Linked DNA regions of Homo sapiens: all the other regions are linked to region 1. The links are chromatin loops, found by intact Hi-C in ENCODE. Cell type or tissue: MCF 10A. All regions are shown on one strand.

Evidence for each region. Peaks named below come from ENCODE experiments on the same cell type or tissue, not always from the same donor. Only the 100,000 strongest peaks of a DNase experiment are listed, where the experiment ranks them.
Region 2: a loop joins it to region 1, with 19 times the contacts of the local background. A loop is called at or near these places in 18 of 110 quality-filtered maps.
Region 3: a loop joins it to region 1, with 6 times the contacts of the local background. A loop is called at or near these places in 22 of 110 quality-filtered maps.

Annotation. Positions count from the first base shown.
Region 1 is chr12:14,663,591-14,666,090 of GRCh38, forward strand. All of the region lies in intron 10 of GUCY2C (guanylate cyclase 2C), which reads right to left. It overlaps GUCY2C-AS1 (GUCY2C antisense RNA 1), which reads left to right and starts at 2,046. Exons shown (of 6, transcript NR_186173.1): 1 at 2,046-2,107; 2 at 2,269-2,423. In MCF 10A, a CTCF peak has its summit at 1,042 (motif pointing left); no DNase peak of the experiment used is centred here.
Region 2 is chr12:14,184,772-14,187,271 of GRCh38, forward strand. No RefSeq gene overlaps it. Among named protein-coding and RNA genes, the nearest start is that of ATF7IP, 180 kb to the right of the region's middle. RefSeq lists an enhancer at 1,156-1,275. In MCF 10A, CTCF peaks have their summits at 1,329 (motif pointing right) and 1,529; a DNase peak (open chromatin) is centred at 1,320.
Region 3 is chr12:14,513,025-14,515,524 of GRCh38, forward strand. All of the region lies in intron 6 of PLBD1 (phospholipase B domain containing 1), which reads right to left. Among named protein-coding and RNA genes, the nearest start is that of PLBD1-AS2, 16 kb to the right of the region's middle. In MCF 10A, CTCF peaks have their summits at 1,403 (motif pointing right) and 1,614; a DNase peak (open chromatin) is centred at 1,387.

The sequences.
Region 1 (2,500 bases):
ATTTTTCTGTGCTAAAATATAATTGATGTAGGTGCCCCGAAAATGAGGTTTTAGGACTTCTTTATGAAAGCAGAATCCTAAACCTTCACACTGTATTCTCTATCATGACACCATAATCTAAACTCCTGGGGGCACAGTCCATGTCCTACTTATTCATTCCTGTTCATCCTTACACCTTTGGCACCCAGCACAAGACCTGGTAAAGTATCAATAAAAATGGCTAATAAAAAATAATAGAAGAAAAACCTGGCCCTGGTCATCTTATTGCCTGAGAAGAGGCAAGGAGAAGGTGCTTGGACATTAAAATACATAAATAAATTCATATAGAAAGACTCCTGTGCCATTAGGGGTCTCATGTCATATGTATTTTAAAACTGTTTTTGTTTAATCATATTATGTCCTTCTGAAGTAGATGGTTTAGCTTGGGGTAAACACTACAGCTCCTTTGTATAAGGGCTGAATTTGAAGGGTTTATGCTTTGCAGACATGTGACTTTGCCTCTATTACCTTGTTTTGTGTTCATGGGAAATTTTCAATGGTGAAAATGTGAACTTTGGATTTCTACTCTCATCGGGGCAGAAATAAATTCATACTTTGGAGTTGAACTTGCATTATGGGCACATTTAACTGGTGAATTCTGTTTGTTACTACAATCACCACTTCCATCACTATCACCACTATTGCCACTCCCACCATTCTCACGCCCTAAACCCCAGAAAACGAAAGTGAGTACAAGAAATACATTTTCAACAGTGTAGATAATCCCACTCACTGGTCTATCAAAATTGCACATCCCCTAGACTAGAGTATAAACTGGAGGGAATATGGGGACTCCTCAGCCCACCTCAATTCTCTGCCTCCTACAGTATGAACATCTCACTGTATTAGATATAATTATAATATTTATATATAGTATTTAAATATACTATTTAAATGTAGTCATTTTTAATTAAACATGCTTTTCAGTTTTGCCTTTTAGATAAACGCAGTATCAAGTTCTAAATTCCAAGGTTAAGCTTCTGCTGCCTTCTGGTGGCTGCTGTAGTTATCACATTCTATTTAACTCATCTCACAATGAATGAGAGTTTATAACCTCAAGGTCATATGATATTACGGTTGGAAGGAACCTGATAAACTTCTTGATTTAACAGGGGAAGAAACTCACACTTAGAAAAGAGAAATAAATTGACTGAAATTAACAGAGTATAGATGAGTGCTGGAGTCCAGAGTAGAAATATATTCAGTTATCTCATGTTGTCATTCATTCATTCATTCATTCATTCATTTATTCATTCCAAGGCACTGTGTTGGGGCAAGGAAATATGAATAAGAATAAGCCCTGAGGGGGCGCGGTGTCTCACACCTGTAATCCCAGCACTTTGGGAAGCCAAGGCGGGTGGATCACGAGGTCAGGAGTTCGAGACCAGCCTGGCCAACATGGTGAAACCCCGTCTCCACTAAAAACATAAAAATTAGCCGGCCGCGGTGGCAGGTGCCTGTAATCAGTTCCAGCTACTTGGAAGGCTGAGGCAGGAGAATCTCTTGAACCTGGGAGGCGGAAGTTGCAGTGAGCCGAGATTGGGCCACTGCACTCCAGGCCGGGCAACACTGCGAGGCTCCGTCTCAGGAAAAAAAAAAAAAAAAAAAGCTAAGGAAAGTTGAGATTCCGGTTAAATCTTGAGGATGAGTAGATGTTTCCCACCTCTATGGAGAAGTGATAAATTCTATTCCGAGGGAGTAGCATAAATAAGGACACAGCGGCATAAATTTGCATGACGCTTTAAGGAAGTAGGGAGGAAGCTGAGAGCATGGGGAAGGGATAGGTGAGTAAAAGATAAGTAGGGAGATTACGGGCACTTTGTGCTGTATTAAGTAACTTGGACTGTATTCTGTAGGTAAAGCAGAGTTGCCAATTGACATGTTAGCAACAGTGCAGTGACATGATTGGACTTGTGCTTTCTTTCTGATAGCAGGATGGGTTGGATGGAAGTGGGCAGGACTAATGCAGGAAGTCAGTTTGACGTCATTTTTGTGATACAGGAAGCAGATGCTGAGGACTTGGATGAGGACGGGCACCAAATCTGCATTGTCCATTGCTATTTCCCAGGTGCTCAGAACATTGTCTGGCATTAAATAAATATCTTTGTTAAATAAATGAAAGAACAGGGATGGTGTAATCTCTTGGTGAAATGTTTTGTTACTTAGTAGCTGTGTACACACAGATGCAAGTTCCAGTCATGCATATCGTATTTCTATACTATTTCAAAGGTTGAGTTGCTGAAGCGGCTTCATTGTCTGGGGACATACCCAAGGTTCGTCATCGCGTGACGAGAAGATTAAGGACACAGACGCAAACACGGAGCGGGTCAAGTAGCGGAAAGTTTAATAGGCAGGAAAGAAGAGAACAGCTCACCGGTAGAGAGGTAGGAGGGCTCTGAAGGGAAAAAACCATGCTTGTGGTGGGAAGCAGTAGGTTATATAGGGAGGCTTCAGGAGGCGG
Region 2 (2,500 bases), 480 kb before region 1:
TGCTTGAACCCAGGAGGCAGAGGTTGCCATGAGCTGAGATTGTGCCACTGCACTCCAGCCTGGGCGAAAGAGTGAGACTCTCTCAAAAAAAAGATAAAAAGAAAAAGAAGTACATGCAGACACTTTGGAAAGAAAGAAGTAAACCTGTCTTCATTTGCAGACAACATGAGTATCTCTATGGAAATTACTATGGAATCTTTTAAAGCTAATAGAAATAAAAGTGAGCTTTACAGGCTCTCAGAATAGTAGGCCAGTATACATAAATTAATCGTGTGCTGGACAAAATGAAACTATGGTGCAAAAGCACTATTTTTAAAAAAAGAAAAAAAAAAGCATTATAAGTTCTAGAAACTGGAAAAATAGGGGAAAATCTTAAGAATTGAGAGGAGGGAAGAAAATATAAGTAATAAGATAAGGCTTAAGGAAGGAGAAAGACGGAGATCTTTGATCAATGAAACAACAGAGGATCTGTTAATTTAATCTGGAGACGGACCTGATTGAGATCATACTAAAAAGTAAAATAGAAGCCATCAAGTCTGATTTGGAATAAACTCTCAGGAGATTCTTGCAATCAATTAGGCAAAAAAGATGCCAGCTTGGTCTCCAGCAAAGGAGAAGGAGAAAAGCAAACCATAATCAAGAGAGAGTTGGAAGATTAAATCAATTGGCTATTGACAAATGTGGAAGGGAAGAGAGAAGGGGGAGACCAGGGCTGCTCCCAGATATGGGGCTGCAGCAGGGAATGACAATGCCCTGCAGAGGAGCAGCTGTGCTGGCTTCAGTCTCTGACTCACAAAATACCCCAGGGAAAGAGCAGGTGTCATCTTTAGCTTCAACCATAAAGTGGCATGCGGTGCAGAGAGTGGCAGCCTGCCTGGGCCACTTTACCCTAAAATGTGGCACCCACTGGGTCCTCCACTTCAGCCACTGCCCCGGGCACTGGCATAATGGTCATTTACAACAATCATTTCCCTTGCTCGCTTGCCTGGACACCTCCTGGGCCACAAAAGTGTGCCTCAAATTAGGCAACTGACATAATAGAGACAGTAGGACCTCTGTCTGAGTCGTGACCATTTTCTCTTCCCCTATCTTCTCTCAGGTTCGCTCTCTGAATTCTCCTGGGGGAGCTCCATCACCTATCATCTTTTCTTTTTATGAAACTTGAACATCTTAAGCTGAAATTAGCGACCCTTCCTGAATAGCAAAATGCAATCACCTTTACAGGACTCCAGATGTTTCAAATACAAAAAGCCATGGGCAGGAGTAACGTTGCAATTCCATGCATGCCTCAAAAGGGATTCGCAGCCTAAGCATCCACAAGAGGGAGCTCTCTAGTACCTTTTCACTTTCTCAATAAAGATTTACAATCACCTGCTGTGCACCAGGCTCTATGCTAGGAATTGGAGATACAATAATAAATAAAAATAAAAGGGCCAGCTGCAGTGGCTCATGCCTGTAATCCCAGTACTTTGGGATGCTGAGGCGGGAAGATCACTTGAGCCCAGGAGTTCAAGGCTGTAGCAAGCTATGATTGTGCCACTGCACTCCAGCCTGGGTGACAGAGCATAACTCTGTCTCTAAAAAAAAATATGTATTTATTTAGAGACGGGGTCTTACTCTGTCACCCAGGCTGGAATGCAGTGGCACAATCACAGCTCTTGGCAGCCTCAACTTCCCAGGCTCAGGTGTTCCTTCCACCTCCACCTCAGCCTCCCAAGCAGATGGTGCTACAGGTGCCCACCACCACACCCAGCTAATGTGTGTATTTTTTGTAAAGACAGGGTTTCACCATGTTGCCCAGGCTGGTCTCAAACCCCTGGGCTCAAGTGATCCACCTGCCTTGGCCTCCCAACAAATTAAAATTAAAACTGAAAACATAAACACGGGAGCAGTGGTTCACGCTTGTAATCCCATTTTGGGAAGCCAAGGCAGGAGGAATGATTGAGTCCAGGAATTCGAGACCAGCCTGGGCAACATAGCGAGACCTCATCTCTACAAAAAAATTAAAAATAAATAAATTAGCCAGGTGTCATGGCATGTACCTGTCTTCGTTCTAGCTACTCAGGAGGCTGAGGTAGGAGGCTTGCTTGAGCACAGGTCAAGGCTGCAGTAAGCCATGTTCACACCACTGCACTCCAGCCTGGGCAACACAGTGAGACACTGTCTCAAAAAATATATAAAAAATAAATAAAAGATCCTGGCCTCATGGATCTTACATTTCTATGGGAGACACAATTAGTAAGTAAACAAGCGGCATAAAACATTGTGATAAAGTTATTTAAAAAAAAACCAGAATGATGAGATAGAAACTAACTAGAAGAGGACACTCATCAAGAAGGGCATCTCTGGGGAGGCAGCATTTAGGCTGAGACTTGAAGGGTGAGAATGAGCCTGCCTTGTGCTCAGTACAAGTGATGCAACAGAAATGATTATGCCATATATTTACAGCTCTACACGTTATTAGGGTGTGGTGTGGGATCCGTGGCAGAAGTGGTGCTGT
Region 3 (2,500 bases), 150 kb before region 1:
ATGGTCTCAAATTTCTACCATGATTTTTTACCACTTTTATCATTTTTGCCATATCTGAGTACTATCTGAACTATCATTTAGTTAATATTTTTGTTATTTTTTAACTGACAAGTAAAAATTATATATATTTATGTTATACAAAAGAAAGGATATTTTGATATCTGACAAGGAAACATTGTATATATTTTGGCATACAAAATGATATTCTGATATATGTATACATTGTCAATGGCTAAATCAAGCTATTAACATATGCACTACTTAATATCTTTCTTCAAATTAACTCACTTTTCAAACTTAACTTACCCTTGTCATATATCATAATGTCTCAGAAACTATGGACTTAATGTTTTTGTTTTTTCCCAAAGAAATACATTAAAACAAATACATTTCTACTAATGTGCAAAAAATGTTTGTCCACATACTGCCTCAAATCACCCCACCAGCCCTATGCATGCTATTACACATCTATTCTAGCCTAGTATGGAATAAGTAAGGTGGGGTCAAAGAAACGGGTCACCTGAAACCGGAGGTAAGAGCATGGACTGGGAGTCAGAAGACCTGCATTTTAGTTTCCTGCTTGCCTCTAATGAATTTGACAGTTCTTATTTTGCCTCTCTCTTCCTTATTTCCTTCTTCTGATAACCTGGGACTAATGTCATTCAGCTATTCAGCTCTAACAATCTGATTTTAATTTCTTGAAATTTCTTGAGTAGGAAAGTTACACGATGAGAGGACTGTCCAACTAACTCTTAGTTTTTTTTTTTTTTTTTGAGACGGAGTCTCGCTCTGTCGCCCAGGCTGGAGTGCAGTGGCGTGATCTTGGCACACTGCAAATTCCACCTCCTGGGTTCACGCCATTCTCCTGCCTCAGCCTCCCAAGTAGCTGGGACTACAGGCGCCCGCCACCACGCCCTGCTAATTTTTTGCATTTTTAGTAGAGACGGGGTTTCGCCATGTTAGCCAGGATGGTCTCGATCTCCTGACCTCATGATCTGCCCGCCTCGGCCTCCCAAAGTGCTGGGATTACAGGCGTGAGCCACCGTGCCCGGCCCCAACTAACTCTTAATGAGCCTCTACACGGCTGCCATTAAGCTATAGAGAGCTTTGTGTAAATTAGAGAAAGTTGCACATTCCAAGTGGTACAAGGTTTAACAGTACTCTTGAATGAAATTTTAATGGGTCACCTCTCTAGAAAGACATGACCTGGGCAAGGATATATGGCTTGACAGAGTGTAAAATGGATTGCATTCGTGTCTTGGGCTGGGATCATTTTTCAAACTGTACAACCATACTTGGCAGCCTTGAGAAAGCTCCCTGGTAGATAATCCCTGTAGGGTAGAATGCTGTATTTCCGGAATGACAAGTTTGCTAATTCAATACTTGCTGTAGCAGTCTCCCTGGACACAAGAGGGCAGGCGTTCTTTAATATGTGTAGGTGATTGAATATTACAAGTACTAATGTTTAAGGAGTAGTCTTTCATTTAAAGGCAAGATTCTTTATGAAAGAGACAGGATGATGGAAATATATAGGCTATCCAGAGTTCTAGAGCAAGGAGAGTGAACTGGCCTGCAAAAACTATAGTTGAGGAGGCTAATTCTATAGTTTAGAGTTTAAGATAATAAAGAAAAGGCCCAGAGATGGGACAAAGTTCTGACACATTGCCTTTGAAAAGAAACACATTTCTTTGACTACATACAATTATAATCTTTTTAAATTTTTTTTTTTTTTGAGACAGGGTCTCCCTGTGTTGCCCAGGCTGGTGTCGAGCTTTAGAGTTCAAGGGATCCTCCAGCCTTGGCCTCCCAAAGTGCTGGGATTACAGGTATGAGCCACCACACCCTAACTAAAATTATAATCTTGCTCTCATCTGTCATTAGCAGCTTTGGAAGGCAGATTGAGATCAGGAGAAAATGAAACACTCCAGTGTTTTATGAATGCCAGCCTAAGAATAACATTTCATGATAAGCTTCTCACTGAATTTAATTAAGAAATAAAAAGAAACACTTCCGGTTAATAAATCCTATTTCAAGACTTAAAAAAAACACCAAACTGCAGAAATAAACAGTAACCACTATGTAGTCATGCAAATGGCAACAACAGTTACTCAACACACACCATGGAACAAACACATTAGAAACAATTATGAAGATTGACTCATGGGGAGTTGCATGTTGAGACAGGGTGGAGTTGAGGGAAATCATCTTATGACCAGTTAATCAAGAAAAGTATGAAAACTAAGGTGGGATTTCTGGAAAGGTAGAAGGGAGGACACATCCTGATTTAGGTGGGGAAGATGATCAAGACAGGTCTGATCTGGCAGAAGACATCAGTGTTCTGGGATGGTACCAATGAGGAGACAAAGAATCAAAGAAAGGTACTTAAAAAAAAAACAGAAATTAAGTGCTGCAAAATCCATTTATAATTCTTTAGAATACGTGCCCGTATTCTGCTATTGCTTTTTTTTTCTTGGTTCTACCTTTTAAAAGCAAAGGACAT